2 separate regions of the Mus musculus genome follow, and region 2 is linked to region 1. The links are chromatin loops, found by intact Hi-C in ENCODE. Cell type or tissue: heart. All regions are shown on one strand. Links, peaks and the distances in the headings refer to the core of each region. The heading gives the core; the rest is flanking DNA. Region 1 has its middle 40 kb from the start of Gm36840. Region 2 overlaps Plb1 (phospholipase B1).

What was found. A loop is a pair of places that touch in the nucleus more often than their neighbours do. Peaks named below come from ENCODE experiments on the same cell type or tissue, not always from the same donor. Only the 100,000 strongest peaks of a DNase experiment are listed, where the experiment ranks them.
Region 2: a loop joins it to region 1, with 3 times the contacts of the local background. A loop is called at or near these places in 5 of 42 quality-filtered maps.

Annotation. Positions count from the first base shown.
Region 1 is chr5:32,390,508-32,399,384 of GRCm38, reverse strand. No RefSeq gene overlaps it. Among named protein-coding and RNA genes, the nearest start is that of Gm36840, 40 kb to the right of the region's middle. In heart, for the core only: no CTCF peak of the experiment used is centred there; a DNase peak (open chromatin) is centred at 4,084; H3K27ac peaks cover 1,784 bases.
Region 2 is chr5:32,323,997-32,332,873 of GRCm38, reverse strand. It overlaps Plb1 (phospholipase B1), which reads right to left. Exons shown (of 59, transcript NM_001081407.1): 35 at 7,438-7,481; 36 at 6,667-6,775; 37 at 4,832-4,883; 38 at 4,382-4,462; 39 at 3,781-3,846; 40 at 2,926-3,026; 41 at 2,229-2,310; 42 at 1,528-1,632; 43 at 1-83. All of the region lies in intron 1 of Gm36840 (a long non-coding RNA gene), which reads left to right. Among named protein-coding and RNA genes, the nearest start is that of Gm36840, 26 kb to the left of the region's middle. In heart, for the core only: no CTCF peak of the experiment used is centred there; no DNase peak of the experiment used is centred there; H3K27me3 peaks cover 246 bases.

The DNA.
Region 1 (8,877 bases), core at 189-8,188:
ATTCTGAGCATTCCCATCTTCAAACACTTTTGAACATTTGATAGCTTGGGTTTTGATTGGCACTTGGCAGAAATTGGGAGGTCCTTGTTCCACTTTTAGATTTACATACACACACATGACTCAAGCATTTGGGGGATGGGAACTGTAGAGTAACCCTGAGATGCTAGCTACACATTTGAGTTTAAGGCCAAGAGGATGTTGGGAGATAGGGACTTGAGCTTTAGGGACTGAAGGCCCGCATTTGGAAGAGATCCTAGCAGTGGGTCAACCTTCTAAGAGAGAACATTTTGTGGATGGGACTTCAGTGAAGGCAGATAGAGAGAGCAAAATAGAGACGCTGATGTCAGTTAAAGCCTGGTGGAGGTGGATTGTGACAAGTGACACCAGGCAGCAAGGAAGTACAGGAAGTCAGGCCATTTCAGGAGGTAGGTGGGGTGGGCAGGAAGAAACTGCCTGTGGGTAGATTTGGGAAGCTTTGATGAAGGAAACAGCAATTGAACTTGATCTGAAAGAGTGGACAGGGAGTTAACAATGCAGCAAGATGCAAGAATGAAGGGACCAGTCTGAGCTTTGGGGTGAAGCTGGGTGGTGAAGGAGCCAGATGACCAAGGACCCTGGGTTCTGGGCTGAGAAGTTTAAACAAAAATCTGACAGGGGGATATAGCACCTGAAGGTAGGGGACAAATTGGCACTGGCTTTTAGATTTCAGAGTGAAGGTCCTATCTAGTCTGGAAAGCTGGAGAGACCTGAGAGGCTGTTCTAGCCTAGTGCTGATCTGAGCAGCTCATTTTCTTGATGGGCCCTTGAACCTCCTCCTCCAGCCTCCTTGTAGAGCTAGACAGGGTCTCTGATAAGAAGGGCAAGGTTACATGGGCCAGCAGCAGCTCAGCAGGTATGTTACATATAAAGGGGATCCTCTCTCCAGTCTGACCTTAACCAAGGCCAAGCTCTTTGAGGGAAGGGAGAGGATTACACAGCTCCCTGCAGCTCTTCTCTTCTGAGTTGGGCCTCTGCTCGCAAACTAAAGCTTTTCTGCTCTGGGGTCCAGGGCCCCACCGTTCTGTCAATTCTCTTCCACCTTTGTACTCACATCTGTTTACTTACTCTTGTCTTAGGGACTACCTTAAGGAATCCACCACTCCTGCATGTTGTGCTTTGCACATCACCAGCACACAGTATTCTTGCTAACTCCACGAGTGCACACTCGCACACTCAGCACACAAACTCTCTTCTGCTGTCCCAGAATCCGGCTCATCAGCACAATAGGGTCGCAAGAAGGAAGACATAGGAGAGTAACTGTCTAAAAACATTCCCTGGGAGTGGCTTTCCAAGGAGAGAGGAGGAAGGAATTGTTCTCTCTGGTGGTGTTTGTCAGAAGTCTGTAAGGAGTTGAGTTCCAGCCCCCAGGGAATCTGCTGCCAAGGCATTCCACCCAGAAGGAATGTGGAAGCCCAGCTAGGGAACAGGTTTCTCTCTAGACTGTGGGGCCTGTTGCTGTCCAGACACAAGGAGACCCAGGTCTGTCCCTAGAGGCACTGGGTATGATGGGAAGTGTACAGCTTCCTCTGCCTGACCTGTGCCTACTGTGGAGAGTGGCCCATATGGGTGGAAACAGTAACCAGGTAGGTGACTTAAAATAGTGCTAATCGTCCCAGCTGCGGCAGGAGCTGAGCACCCTCTGGGAGCAGGTGCCCTGCCAATCACTCCAAACAAATGACCTCCTGTCCTCTGTGAGTGTTCCACCAGTGATAAATTTCTGGAGTAGACAGGCATATTTGTCTACTTTTTTTTTTTTTAAGTTTAGGAAACAGGCTTTAGGAGGTTAAGTAACTTGCTATAATTACCCAACTTAGTGATAGAGTCAGGTAGGAATCAAGCCCAGGTCTCGGAGCCAGGTCAAACCTCTGACCTCCTTCAATCACTAAAGCCCACTCTGGCCCTTGGACTCCATTTACAAGGAGCTTGGTTTATCTTCTTTTGGAATCTCTTGGCTCCTTGTGGTTACCAGTCGCCATTTAAAGGTAGATCAGGGACCCTGTTTTGCTCTGCTTTGCAGTCAGAGAAATGTGACACAAGTGCATGGCCTTCTTCAAAACCCCTCTCCTTCCTTCCTTCCTTCCTTTCTTCTTTTTTCTTTTTTTTTTCTTTCTTTCAAGAGATTTATTTATTTTATGTATGTGAGTACACTGCCACTGTCTTCAGACACACCAGAAGAGGGCATTGGATCCCATTACAGATGGTTGTGAGCCATCATGTGGTTGCTGGGACTTGAACTCAGGACCTCTGGAAGAATGGCCAGTGCTTTTAACTGCCAAGCCATCTCTCCCTCCCCAGCCCTTCTCTTTCTACCAGGCCTTTTTAGCGATCACAGCATTGGCAGTAAGAGATAGGGGAAAAAATGGCCTAAAGAGATCTCAGGAGACCAATGAGTTTGGGGAAGGCTTCCTGTAGAAGAAGGCGCTGGTGGACCTCACCTGCTGCTCTGTGGTCCAGAGCTACTTCTTTAGACTATCTTTGGCCAGAGAAATCAGAAATCTCCATGAGGAGTCCTCGGCCCATGTCTCAGGCCCACTCACTGGCACCCTTGCCACAAGGTTAGGTACAGGGTTGAGCAAAGTCACAATTTCATCATGTCTTTCAGCCTGGCCAGTCTGTTCCAGTCCTGTTCACATCTCTTGACCTCCTTCAGAAAGGAATCTGAGAGTTCTGAGTCCCAGACCCAGCTTTAGCCTGAGGGGAGAAGCTGGCTTTTCCCAAAGCCCTCAGCCACACAGGAAGCTGGTCCATTCTCAGTTTTGTCCCCTTGGGTTTGTCATCCTAGACTTGCTTTACTTTAATGTCTGTAGTTCGAAGCTCAGTCCCCAGTACTAGGAATGCAGTAGGGTGACCCATGATGAATGAATTCGGTTCCCATGGTTACCCTAAGCACAAAGATACCATTCACTACCTTATCTAATTTTACCTGTGAAAGGTGCTGGCGTCCCTCAGCTTTTTCCTGATACATTTATCTATTCTCTCCCCGATGGTCGATGTTCATCTCTTGTAATCCTTTCCTCAAATGAAGCCAGATTGTCACTTAGAACTGTCCCCACCCTGAGGACAATGCTAGTTCATAGACATCTCTTCTTATCCAAGTTCAAATTGAGAATGTGATTTCCAAGATTCCACAGTGTTAAAACACTAAGGCAGAGGGCTCAGGGCATAGCTCAATGAAGACTTACTAAATCTATTCTCTTGGCTCTCTCTAATGTAGATGCACATGTGGATAATCACACCGTGCCTGTGTGGCTGTAAATTGTTTTCCATGTGAGTCAAAGTATTTTTATTCTCTCCTATTTCATTCTTCTGCACTCTCTCTTTCCCCAGCAGGTGAGACTCTCTGAATATTTTCCTTCATGGAGGGCAAAGAAAGAAAGGAAGGTGGCTGCTGAGGGGCAGGAGGAAGAGGTAGTCAGGGACTGCTTGTCAGGGGATAAGAGGACTCCCAGTCTTGACTTGGCATGACACATCAGAAGGGGTTAGTCTTTAATTACTTCTAATTTCCAGTATGAAAACTTTGATGAAAATGGGCAGAGCTATGAGGGCCTTTCCCCAGGTATGATCCTGGCACATACCCAATGGGGACATGGGCACGCACTGTATACTTTATTCCATGAGTAGTGTCAGCCAAAGCACACCAGCTGGCTTTTACAATGCTGGGACTGAGCTCTTAGCCTCAAGCATGCTGGCTAAGCACCCTGCCACTCAGCTATACTCGCTGGAGGTTACCTCACTCAAGTTATCCGGTTAATGTCCTTAACTGTCAGCCATGTTCACAGTCTATTTATTGTCCTTTTCTCTCTTTTTAGGAAGACTTAGAAAAGGACACTTGGGAAAGCTCTCCAAATAGGTTGGTTTGCCCTGAGCCAGTGGCAGAGTTTCCCAGATGTGGAGCTGATTAAGGACTATAAAAAGCCTTCCCCTCTCCACAGGGTCACGGAAGGTCTTTCCTGAGGATTATCGTATTGTGTTCGAAAGACATTATACACGTCATCAATATTTGACGAGGTCTCTGGGATGTGGTCCAGTGTGCTGGTCAGCTGTGTGACTGCAAGCTGGGCTGGCCTGGCCTGGCATGCATGGTCCCTTGTCCTCAGAGAAGGAGCGGCACATCACCCTTCAGGGCAGACATTAAGGTGGCTTTTCTTTTTTCCTGCTTTCTCATTTGGGGGATGGGGGGAGGAACAATACAACTCTTGCCAATTACAGCTGCTTACTTTGGGCTAGGTGTCACCTCCTTTGATTCTCAGAAGCCTTTGAGGAAGCTGTTGAGCAAATTGCGACCCGGGAAATTCACAGTTGTCCAAAGTCAAATAGAATCAAGGTTCTGGGAAGGCTGGGAAAGCCAGCTAACCTAACAGAGATGTACATAAGCCAATTGATCTAAAGAACTGGGTTTTTGGAGGCTACATTTTCACATAGTGAGAGCCAGGAAGCTCTCTAAAGAAACCTAAGGAAACAGGAAGAGGGGTAGGGTGAGAAACCTTGTTCCCAATGGTTGCTGGTTTCCCTCAAGTTTTCAACAGGGCCTCATGTAATGCAGGCTGGCCTTACATTCGCTAGCTGAAGATTACTTAAGTTTCTGTTCCTGCTGCCTTCTGCTCTTGATACTGAGATCACACGTGAGCTTTACTACATCCAGTTTTCATGTCCGTTAGACAAGCACTCTATCAATGGAACTACATCCCCCAAACCCTCCACCTTAGTCTTAATATCAGGAACCTTGGGAGTCAGACTCCTCCTTCAGTCTGAATTGGGAGCTGGCACCCTCTGGGGAGGGGGCAGTAGGACCATTCTAAGTTACACTCTGGCTTGTAGGTCACTGTGAATATCTATTTGTCAAGAAAAAAATCAATGGAATATTGATTGTTAGCTTAAAGACTGTAGGCCATTGTACATGGGATTTAGTTTGTATCCTCTTATTCTGAGTCCTATGAGTCTTTAGGGGGGCCTAGGTCATCATGATTTGTGAGTCCCAAGAGAAAGTCCAATTAGTGAGTGTCGTGTACTGGTTTCTCTCTAGAACCAGGTGAATACAAGGGCATGGGTAAGTGTTCTTTTTCTTTTTTCTTTTTGTTGTTTTCCCCAAAGACCTTTAAGTGTTCCAACATGTCAAAAAGCATAGATAACAATATGAGAAAAGAAACTGACTGCAAATAATAACATAACCTCCACTCTTGGAAAGAAGTGCCCATGTGACCTTCAGATCAAATTTACATCTGAAAATGCTTTAAGTTTTCAATTCTAGGATTTTTCCAAGCCAACAGGACCTATAGCCCATAGGACCTTACTACAAGGAGTGTGTGTACCTTGTCTATTGGTGTATTCCATTTTCTTCTCCCATGGAAGTATTTCTTGGGCTCTGAAGATGCAGGGATGGAGGCTGTCTTAGTTAGGCTTTTATAGCTATGAACAGACACCATTACCAAGGCAACTCTTATAAGGACAACATTTAGTTGGGGCTGGCTTACAGATTCAGAGGTTCAGTCCATTATCATCAAGGCAGGAGCATGGCAGCATCCAGGCAGGCCTGGTACAGGCAGAGCAGAGAGTTCTACATCTTCATTTGCAAGTTGCTAGAAGACTGGCTTCCAGGCAGCTAGGACTAGGGTATTAAAGCCCATGCCCACAGTGACCCATCTACTCCAACAAGACAACACCTCTAAATAGTGTCACTCCTGGGCCAAGCATATTCAAACCACCACAGAGTCCATGGGAAAGGTTAGAATTCGGCTTTTCTTTGGTTCTATTGCTGGTCTAGAAGCTGGAAGCTGCTTGGCCACCGGCCCCTCCCTCTTGCTGTAGGTGACTATGTCCTTGGTGTTATAGCCTAAGCCGCCAAGGTTATAGGAAACTGCACCCAGTGCTCTGGTGCTGTCCTCCCTGCAGGCAAACTTCCCTTCCTTCCCACGATGGGCACAGTCTACCACCTCTATTTATTGTTCTGCCAAGCTGGTTCCCAGCCTCTCAAGCTTCAAACAATGAGGCTTCTCATTCAGAGCAAAAGGAAGAGTTGTAAGAGTCACACGGGTCCACATGGACACACGTCCATGGCGACCTTGAGATGACTGTATGTTCATGTTTGGTTGAAGCCACCCCGAGATGCTCAAGGTTCTGACTGTGCTGCCAAAGGGAGGAGGGTGGGACCAGCTGCAGCAAGTGCCTCCGGTGATGCCAGACTTCAGTGTAGAGTCCCGTGTATCCTCACCAAGCACTGTATACTGCAATCCCTCTCCTGCTGTTTACACTGGAGGGCTGACTTTCAGCAGGATTGTGAGGTCAGGTTAGTGTGTGCGGGTTACTTTACAATTAACGCTTCTTCCCTAGAACCTGTATCATGTTCTTGCTGCTCCTGGCCTCTTGTCCAACGTCACCTGGCTCCTAGGCTGGGCTGAACTCCACCCTCTTACGGCACCAACCTTCTCTGTCCTTGAGGACTCCCCTAAGGCTTACACATGCAAAAGCATGAATGAACATATTTATATACATCCTCTGAACATGTATACATGTGCCCATGCATATATATTCTTTGCCCCTGTGCATGTGTCTTTCTGTGTCTGTCTGTCTTCCTCTTCCATTGTCTTGCTGTTTGTCCCTTTATCTTTGACTCTCTCTTTCTCTCTGTCTCATTGTCTCTGTCTCTCTCTTACACACACACACACACACACCAGAGCAAAGTTCCAAATACTAATGGCAGACAGGGTGACCTTTCTATTCCAGGAAACATTTGTTTACCTCAACACTGGTAACTTGTTTTCTGACCTCCAGGTAAGGGATGTGCTGGTTAGAATAACAGGCCACCCTTAGGAGTGGAGAAAAGCATTCTCTCTCCAGGTTGTTGCAAGCCTTGGATGGAATTTGAGCTGGACTGCAGCCCAGACTTACCTGGTGCCTGGTCACCTTTATGCAAAACTCTCTCAGCATTAAGGAGGGAGTCTCATAGAAAGGACATGAAACTGAGGAGGTGAGGGATGCTTTGGGAACAGACAGAGCCTCAGAGTTGTCCACAAGTCAGGTCATAGAGACATTCTTCTATTTCAAGTACCCCAAGTGCTGTAGCTGCAGGCTGGGTTGTGCCTCACAGACTTGGCAGGATCAATTGCTAGGAGACCTAGAAGGACTGAGGCTCATGCTATGGTTTGAAAATGGTTGATCCCTTCTGAAATACATGCTAAAACCTGATTGTCATTGTGGCCATATTAGATAGAATGTGGGACCATTAAGAGATGAGGAGGCCATTGAGCAGGAATAATAATTCACTCATGGGATTGGGTTACTTTCCATGGATGTGAGTTGCCACAAAGCAAGGCAGTCCCTCTTGTTCTGTGTCTTTTGCAAATGGACATTTCCCTTCTTTCTGGTGCCTCAAGGCCATCAGACGCTGAGTACCATGTTCTTGAACTTATTAGTTTTCAGAAGCATAAGCAAGAATAAACTTCTTGCTGGGCATGGTGGCATATGGAGGCAGAGGCAGGCGGATTTCTGAGTTCGAGGCCAGTCTGGTCTACAAAGTGAATACAAAGAATACAAAGAATAAACTTCTTAATCTTATTTTTTTAAGATGTATTTATTACTTTATGTATATAAGTACACTATAGCTATCTTCAGACACACCAGAAGAGGGCATCAGATTCCATTACAGATGGTTGTGAGCCACCACGTGGTTGCTGGGAATTGAACTCAGGACCTCTGGAAGAGCAGTCAGTGCTCTTAACCACTGAGCCATCTCTCCAGTCCACTTCTTAACCTTATAAGCTACCTAGTCTTAGATGTTGTGTTTTAACAACAGGAAACAAACCAAGACACCTAGTTTTTGTGGGCCTTTGCAGTGGACTGTTTTTATAAACACAACTTTGGGGGATTATTTCATCACATTTGGTTAACCAAGGTTGCCTGTGACAGCTCTGACAAGTTAGGTGTGGCAAAGAGACCATATGTGTTTTACAGATGACAAAAACAGCCTCAGGGGTGTGTGTTCGGTACAGAGTTGGAACTGCTACCCTTTGGTTTTATTGTTTCGACAACTCTGCCATATATCTTTTGACCAGACAGACTACAACGTCGAACTTTAAGTTTCATTTGATAAAATGCATATGCCTTTAGCGAGTCCTTTACATTCCCTGCTAAGGTTTGAGTATGAAACAAACACAGACTCGTGTGCTCAGTGCTTGTCTCCCCTGGTGGCACTGTTTTGGGAGGTTCTGGAAGTTTTTAGGAGGTGGGACCTAGTGTTGGAGGAAGTAGATCACTGGATGTGTTCTTTGAAGGTTACACCTGGTCCCCACCCAGTCCCTTCCTTGCTCCCTGCTTTTTGTCTTCCATGTGGTCCTGCTGCCACGATGCCAAGAGCTATGGACTGGAATCTCTAAAACCGTAAAGTAAAAGAATCCTTCTGTCTTTCAGTTCTTTTTATCAGGTATTTGTCATAACAACAGAACAACAGATTAATTAACCTCTAAAGTATTTCCTCCCCTCATTTTCTCCTGTCCCACCAGCCATTTTGATTAAATTCTCCCAACCCTGCTCACGTATTCAGTTTAGCTCTTCATGTTCAGAAGAGACATTGTCTTTCTCTTGATGGCTCCCAGTGAAGTGGCTCTAACCATGACCTTGGACAAGCCAATAGTAAACGACCAAGACAGTATTAATTGTAAGTGACACAGACAGTATTTACAACAGTAAATGATCAAGTACACACGCCTGGTTTGGGACCACAATCTCAGTCTTGTCCTTTTTAAACCCAATGAGCTTTCAACTTTATCATGTTGTCTCTTGCCCAGAGGGTGAGGAAACAGAAGCAACTGCCCACAGGAAATATGCTGCAGCTTCCTCCACAGA
Region 2 (8,877 bases), core at 578-8,577, 67 kb after region 1:
AGGGCTCTCGCGAGCTGAGTGTGGAACTTCTGGTTTAGGTGGATGCAGTCTGGGGCAAAGAAGGATGTATCTGGTTTCCCGTTCTGAAAGAGAGAAAACATACTTCCTCAAAGGCCCGTGAGGTTAGAGGGAGCTGTGGACTATGTGATCCTTGAGGCTGATCACAAGATACTGTCCTCTTGTGGAAACCCCTGAGGAACATGAGGGTATTCCCACAGATTAAATAGCTTTGGGTGACCTCAAGCCTGCACCTGACCTCCATATTCTCCATAATTCTAATAGTGCTCTATGTTTGGGTACATCTGTATAATGCCTAACTCATGCTGTAGTGAAGAAGCACATTTCTCATTTCCCGGGGGAGTCTTGGGTAGCATATTGGTTAATATTGACATCAACCCAACAGGATCTAGAATCCCCAGAGACACATCTCCCAGCATATTGGTGAGGGATTTTCTAGGTTAGGTGAACTGGGACAGGAGGACTAACACTGAATGGATGGGGGGTACTGGACTTTGCAGAGAGAGAGAAAGCTCTCTGAGCACCTACATTCCTGATTCTCTGCTTCCTGATACAATGTGACCAGCTACCTCATGCTCCTGCCCATGGCTTCCCTGCCAGGATACATTGTATCTTCTTAAACTAAAATATAAGCCAAAACAAACCAACCTACCTACCTACCTTCCTTCCTTCCTTCCTTCCTTCCTTCCTTCCTTCCTTCCTTCCTTCCTTCCTTCCTTCCTTCCTCCCTCCCTCCCTCCCTCCCTCCCTCCCTCCCTCCCTCCCTCCCTTCCTTCCTTCCTTCCTTCCAAGTTGCTGTGCTAGGTATTTTGTTACTATCATGAGAATACTAAGTAGCAAAGGGAGGTAGTGTCGGGGTGGGGCTTCCTTCTTCATCTTCAGCCTCCTTTGGTAGAGAGGTTTAAAGTGGGCACCAAGCAGGCCTGGCCAGAGCTGGCATCAGGATAGCTGGGCACCCGACTCCAGCTCTTCTCTGCAGCTGGACACAGCTCTCCATCCAGTTTCCCTGAAGCTGGATAAGGCTTTGGGCAAGAGGCATTACCTGCTCTGCCCACAGAGCTCTTCTGCACTGAGAGGAAGTGCCAAGGAGCATGGCCAGTAGGTGGAAACACAGCACGGGAACTCTCCTTTCTAACCACAGGGCCACGTGAGAGAGAGACCATGTGTGGCCTCAAGTCACTGATGTAGAGTTGGATACTTGGGAGTTCTGCCTGTCTTCTATGTTCTATCTGATTTTAGGAAGGATATATCACATCTCTGCCCTTTTGTTCTGTGAGGCTTACAGTATCCTCAAAGACAGTCGTGGCAATCTTATCTGTGGGAAGCATAATGTCTGGGCTCAGATGTTGCATGTGCCTGCTAGCATAGCATCTGTAGATCTCCCTGTGGCCTTCCTGCCTTATTCTCATGCTGTGGAGGCACATGCATTCCTGCCTTGGTTGTTCTCTTGCAAAGATGCCCATAGCAGTTCTTCCTCCAGAGCTCAAGATTGTGGGTAGGGGAGTATACCTCTAGGACAGGGAGCTTGGTGTTGAGGAGAAAGGGCTGCAGTACCACAGAGAAGTCCTCTCGAGTGTCGTAGCGGCCTGACTCAACCAGTTGGAGCATGCTACTCTGGGAACACACACACAAACAGCAGCCTTTAACACAGGGTAGGGTACATGGACTCTCTGTCCCCATCCTATTGGACAGAGAAGCTGACTCAGCTGTTCATATGATGTAAATGTTTTTTGATAGTAAATCCCATTCAAGAAAGTTTGGAAATGGGTTGTTTGTTTGTTTTTGTTTTAAACTTGCCATCTCCAAGGCTGGGTAGACAGTCCCACAAAGAACAAGAAACAGAGAAGATACTCCAGAGATCATCAGCCTCCTAGCCTATAATCTCTTTTTTGTGGCCTGTCTGTGGGGACTGGTATGAGAGTTGGAGCCAGAGATATGGGGAGAAGCTGGCTTCCAGTGTGATTTCATAGGGCCTCCCAGGCCTACTGGCTATCAATAAGAGCTGTCCTGCCACCCCCTCCTGCAACACCAGTGTCTGAGCCACACCAGTTTTGCCACCTTGGATGCCACTGGGGCATTTACAACCAGGGAAACTGAGACCCTCAGCCAGGTTGGAGCAGAGAGAGCCCAGGATTTCCTTCATGCCTCCCCTGTGTAGCAGGGGCTTTGGGCTAAAGTATAAAGAACACAGGTGGAGGCCTCTGCCTTACCTGGTAGGATTTGGTGAAGGCCTCCAACCTTGCCAGCTCATAGGAATCCTTCCTCGGGGTCAGAACACAGTTGCACAGGACACTGTATAAAGAAAGGGAGGCAAGAAGATCCAATAGCTGATGCCCCATTCAGGGACCGCTTCTGGCTACCCAGAGCTGGGAGGGATAGCAGGGTTCATTCAAGCCCTGATTTGGCAGCACAAGTGCCTGGAGGTTTTGAGATACTTTTCCTAAGTACTAGAGAAAGAGATGAGAGAGGAGTCTGAAGTTTGAGTGAACTCACTTTAATAAGTACCAAAATTGGGATTTCAGAGGCTAGGCCAGACACATATTCTGTTGAGTAAATGAATTCAGGCAATGAGAATACGATGCTTAATTAAAAAACAAAACAGCCATACATCTTCTTCCTGACAAGGTGCCTGGCTCAGGTGTTCTGTCTCTTGTTCTCTGTTGCAGTCTAACCACACACAAAGACTATTCTGCATTGCCCTTTTCAGTTTGGGCTACTCAGTCTCTCCAACAGTAGCCCCGGTGGTCTTGCTAGCATAGAAATTCCTGCCTGGCATTTAGGATATGGTAAGGGATCAGATCAGTCTTGACCTCCCATGGGCAGAGGCTCCAGAGAGGCACTGCTAAATGCAAAGGTCAGACCGGAGCTTGGGATAGCTCTTGGGTAGGAGGAATGGTGCCTGCCTACCTGGACTGATTCACTGGGCACTTGTCTGGGTTCTTCAGGAATACTTCCCGAATGATACTGGGGTTAATGAAGTCCACAAGGTTGACCAGGGCTCTGGGTACCTAAAGAGAAGGCTGCAGATGAGACAAGGTCTCCCAGGGTTTGGATAGAGTCTCCTTTTAGACTTCCAGCTCAGCTCATCCCTTAAGTTCAAGAGACAGGTCCATCCACACGGGACTACTTCATGGGGTTGTGAGCCCATGCATGATGCTAGTACAGAAATGGGTGGGGAGTGCCCTGCCCAGCTTCAGTAGAGATAGTGCCTCTGAAATGACAATAAATGCTAAGTGCATAGCTCTGTTCAGCCACCATTTAGTGAACCAAAATATAACGTGATAGGCAACTTATTTGCTAGGTCATTGGCTCCTGACCAACTTTTGCCAGCTTGACATGGGTCAACTTCTTCTGAGTAGACATGGGGACTCAGATAGCCAGCAGAGCATCTGGTGGTCAGAATGCTACTTCCAGGGCATGGCGGGGGCAGCTTGTTATTGCCACAAGGTAGCAGTGGGGTAGAAGATATAAGGCTAGGTATAGAAGCTCATTCAAAATACTCTCTGTGGTTCAAAATGCAATGCCAAGCCTGGGTACTGGCTAGCTGCTAACCAACAGTTGTCCTGGAGAGAGACAGAAGTACGCAGTACCTTTCTTTCTTCATACCATAGATCTCTGGGGATATATTCCAAGTAGAATGCAGTGCAGCCTTTGGACAGGCACAGAGCCCATGCCCTTGGCTGGCTCCACCCTTCCCCTCCCCTCCCACCTGCACGTCCATTATATTGGAGCTGAAACCAAGTTACAGAAGCCCTCACCCACCTCCTTATGTAGAATGTCCAAGGCATTTTGGAGATGGTCAAAAAAATTGGCTGCAGAGTAATGATTCTGGAAAGAGAAATGGGAGGAGAGGAAGGAGTTGTTGGTTCCAGTGCAAAAGGCAGAAGAGGCACTTGTGGGCTTCCCTTCTGGGTCCAGCCCCAAGGACTTGTTTCCCTCCCCCCATCATCTGTGAGTCTATCAGCATGCTAGAATCTAAGCTGAATGCCTGACCACTCACTGTTGTCAGGGATAGGCCAACTAGAAGACTGGAACCATTAACCAGAGTGAAAGATGGAGACATTCTTCAAAATGCTTGGGGTCAACAGTTTCTTCTCTTTCATATGTTGTAAGAAAGAGAAGCAGCACCATATATGTCTACCTAGTCCTTCATGCTTGAGACGGACATGCATGCGGTGCCAGATACCACAAGGCCAACAGTATGGAGTGTGCATACATAAATGTGTGCATGAGTTATGTGTACCGTATACAATGTAGCTGGGTACGAATGCCCCCTTGAGTGAGTTGTGAGGATCTTTCTTCGAGAAGATCTCCAAAGCCTAAGGATCAAAGTCAGGGTCAGCCCTAGACCCTATCTCATTACCGAATCCGTGCAGAAGTCACACAAGTCACTGGCGCCGATCATCACCGTGATGACCTTCCAGTCTCGGTTGAAGTTCACTCTCTGCATGAAGAGGGAGGAAAGGGCTCATTGTTTCTGACAAACTATCACAGCTCTAGGAAATCCAGTCAGCCCCATGTGACTTCCTCATCCACTTGAAATAATACAGCAAGAACCTCAAAGTTGATGACATTTTAGAGACTTATTTATAGACCAGGATCTTAGCAACAGGAGGGACCTTTAAGGTCATTGCGCCTGGCATTCACTTTCTCCCCATTGATGTAATATCCTCTAGAAGGCCTCAGGCAGGATCTTCCCCATCTCTGCTTGAATGCCTCTAACTATGGGGCACCTGCTGATTTTCACAGCATTTGGGAAAACCTTAGTGGGCTAGACAACTACTGTTTATCAGTAGTGATCAAATGGACTCACGTTGTCACTCTTCATCTTCTGAACCAGAGTCCGGACTTGGCTTGTAAGGTTCCTGAGAAGAGAAAGTCAGTGCTTCCGTTGACAGAGTGTACATTTGACATCTTACCCCAGGGGTCTACACACTACAGGCTTCTGCGACACTACATGAGCTGCAGAGACCCCCCCCCCAAGGCTCACAGGCCACAGGGGCTACTGTTGGAGAGACTGAATGGACCAAACTGAAAAGGTTAATGCAGAGTGCTCGTTATGTGTGGCTACCCACGATGGCAAGCAAGAGGCAGAACCCCCGAACCAGCCTCCTTGTCAGGAGGAGGAGAATTGTCAGGAATAGAAAGGATGAAATACAGCTCAATACATTTTAATACATATCTAGAAATACTGCAGCAAATGGCCTTGTGAACAGCAAGCTGGGAGATTGTCCTAAAGTCATCAAAGCCACTCCTGGTCTCATTTTGTGCTCATGATATTCTTAAGGTCCCACACTGAGAATCCATTTGCCTTTGATGTTCCATTCTTTTTGCTTGCTTGCTTGTTTGTTTGTTTGTTTTTTGAGACAGGGTTTCTCTGTATAGCCCTGGCTGTCCTGGAACTCATTTTTGTAGACCAGGCTGGCCTTGAACTCAGAAATCTGCCTGCTTCTGCCTCCCAAGTGCTGGGATTAAAGGCGTACCACCGCCCAGCTGATGTTCCATTCTTAAGCAGGTTTTCAGTATATAACCTAGGCTGGCTCAAGTCCTCCACTGATTGGATTACAGGTGAGCACCACTACAGCTTGCTCACTTGTCTGTCTTGAGTAGCTGGGAAAGAACATGTAATTGGATGTATGAAGGTTTAGAATGTTTCCTTTGCTTCCTAACTGCCTAGAAGCTGACAGTTTGATGCTCAGGTACAGTAACCATGGAAACATTCACGTTGACACAATCCCTTCTTTGTCACCATGGCTGTGATTCTTCACATGTGCCTGTATCATGTACCCACATATGTGCACACATATATGACTATTATGTGTCACATGTGTAACTTGTTCTGTGAGCCACTTTCAGAAAAGTAGAGAGGAAACGCATGACCCACACATGTTATATAAACCCACACATGGGTTTATAATTCATGGCTCTCAGCACAAGTCTGAGTGACAGAGCCATAGCATTGTGGTCTCCTTGGATAGGCTAGTGGGACAGTGCATTACAAGCCATTATAGAGCCCAGCAAACAGGTGTTGGGGGCACGTCCACCAACTAGAGGTGTAAGGGCAAGAACTGAGGAGCAGGAACCCCAGGCTTCCAGGACCTCTAGGAGAAGAATTAGTGTTGCCTTGAGAGACCATCTCAGGAGGCTAGGCAGTTCTGCCTCAGCACCCCCTGGAAACCTCCCGTCTGTTTTATGTTAGCTCTATGTCAGGGCTGGAGAGAAGGTGAGATTTTCCCAGAGGCTCCCTCAGGTTGGAGATCTTGACTTTGATATAGTAAGCCTCCCCTGATCATATAGGGCAATCGCTACCTGTGAGGCTCTGGGGAGAGAGGGATTCTAGCATCATTATTTCAGACCTACTTAGCTTCAATTTTACCGATATGCTTAGTCAGTTCAATTCTTAGATGACATGGTGTGTGAAAGGCTGGCCACTGAGGAGTCAGGTAACAACTGTAGAGACGTAACCCCTCCCATGTCCAAGGAAACTAATCTCCATGCTATAGCTTTGGTTGTGGACAGACAGGAAAAAGTACCCTTAAAATCATTGCTGCAGATAAGGTGAAGTCCCTTTGTAGGTCTCTGTGGGGTATCTGAGGGACTGACCATGTGCCTCTCTCCCCCTTTCTACAGTTCCCCCAAATGTCATACTCAGCCTTCGCCCCAGGGACAGCCTGGTTAAGGAAAGCGTTTGCGGAACTGGAGTCACCGGTTCCTACTGAGTAGCCTGTGAGATTTCCATTAAATTTCCGTAGGATATCTGGAAGAGGAAAGGCAGACTCTAGCACATGTGTCTGACAGAAACTTTCTCTGTTGGAATGACGTGATGATAAGACAAGGTTGGAAAAAGTCTCCCTTACAGAAGCATATTTCTCTGCCCAACTTACAGAGCAGTGAAGTCCCCCCCCCGTCCCCCCTCCACCACCCCCCCCCCCCGCTCTTGCCATCAGATTTGCCCCAGCATTTCTTGGGCCAAATGGAAAAACTCAAGGCTTGAGGAATTTGGTGGCTTGTCCTAAGCCAATGGTTCTCTACCTTCTTAAAGCTGTGAGGCTTTAATACAGTTCCTAATGTTGTGGTGACCCCCAACCATAAAATTATTTTTGTTGCTACTTTATAACTGTAATTTTCTACTGTTATGACTTGTAATAGAGCTATCTGATATGCAGAATGGTCTTAGGTGACCCTTATGAAAATGTCACTCAACCTTAAAGGAGCCTTGACCCATAGGTTGAGAACTGCTGCCCCAGGTCACCTCACAAGAAAGAGCAGGGATTGAACTTGGGTCTGCAGGTTCCATGTCTGATGCCCATGCCCTCAGACTGACAACTGGGGCCTCGTCTCCTACTTCAGGGCTAGTGCCCACGAATGCACTAATTTTTTTCTAGAATAGCCCCATTCAAGCCCTTGGTATCTACTTACTGGGCAAAGTGGTCACATTCTCCAGGGTCTTGTCCCCACCAGCACTGAAGGGAGAGAGCAAGGCAGGGAAGGAGAGAAAGCAAGTCAGTATATAAACGTTACCAAAGAAGGATCCTTGCTGTCCTTATATTTGCAGGATCCTGGGAACATTCTAGATTCACCAGTAGACTGTTCCCTGCTTAGTCTAGGATTTGAAGCTAAAGGACTTTCTGCCACCCTCTCTGGAGGGTAGTACTTAGTTGAGGACCCTAAGTGCTCAGTATGGGCTGCATGTAGGCCTTAGGTCTCTCCTGTCCTAAGCTCAGGAGTTAGCTGTGGACATCTCTATGAGACAGAGTAGAAAGCTGAGGTGCCAGAAGGTTCACTTCTAAGGGTAATTTAAACCTAGCTTGAGCTGGAAACCTTGAGAACACAGATAAGTTTCTTCTGCCCAGTATCAGGTAGATTCCAATGGAAGATTCAGGGGACAGAAGGAAGCTTGCTGCCGTCTAATGCCCAGTCTCATTTTTATCTGGCCTAGCCACAGACCATACTGCCTAAGAGGAGGTCATTTCCTTCCACATACTTAAAGGAGATACTTATTTCTATCTTTAAAAAAGTCTAGATGCTCATCAAATATTTGGTATTTACTGTTTGGTTTCTTCTGTGCCCCTTTGGTCAGTTCCAGTCACTTCATTTCAGGCCAGGGAGTTTGAGAACACAACCTTACTTAGCATCTAGCACACTGGAAGAGACCTCTCAAAGATGCCATAGATCAAAGCTGCTCTTCAGTCAAAGAACGCTTGGAATGAAGGCCACTGTCCTGTACCTGGGTGGTCAAGGGCTTGAGCTGGAGGAGTTCTGCCTGCCATATTACTCCATTCTGTCCCCACCCTGTGGCCTATCAGATGTGTGGCCTGGGCTAGTGGCTTGGCTTCTTGTCAATTGTCACCAATTCTTTTCTAGCTCTACATGCAGGTTGCTTCAGAATCTTATCTTCTCCCAATCAAAGTCAGCAGATTGAAGCATTGAGACTTGGGAGGAAATTATAAACCCTTGTACTGTCCCATCTGTTGTCTTCTGTGTGTTTCTCTCAATGAACAAGATAACACACAAAAAAGCATACATACTATGTGCCCCCCACTGTCATTTCTTAAAGGTACTTTAAAAAAAAGAAGGTGGGCAGAACAAGACCAGCAGGGTTCCCAGTGCCATTTTAGAATGGTATGTCCAAGAGGATAAAAGATACCTACACAAATAAACCCAGAGAGATTCAAAAGTATATATGTCACCGTTTTGATCAGAACTATGCAAACATGAGAAGAAACAGTCACATCAAACATCTAGTCTACATTAGACTCTTCATCGAATGTAGGCTAGACTCTCCTCATCTGTTGTCACCCAGTGTGCAGAAAGGTATAGATGTTTTGTGATGTGTGTTGGAAGAATCAGAACAAAAAC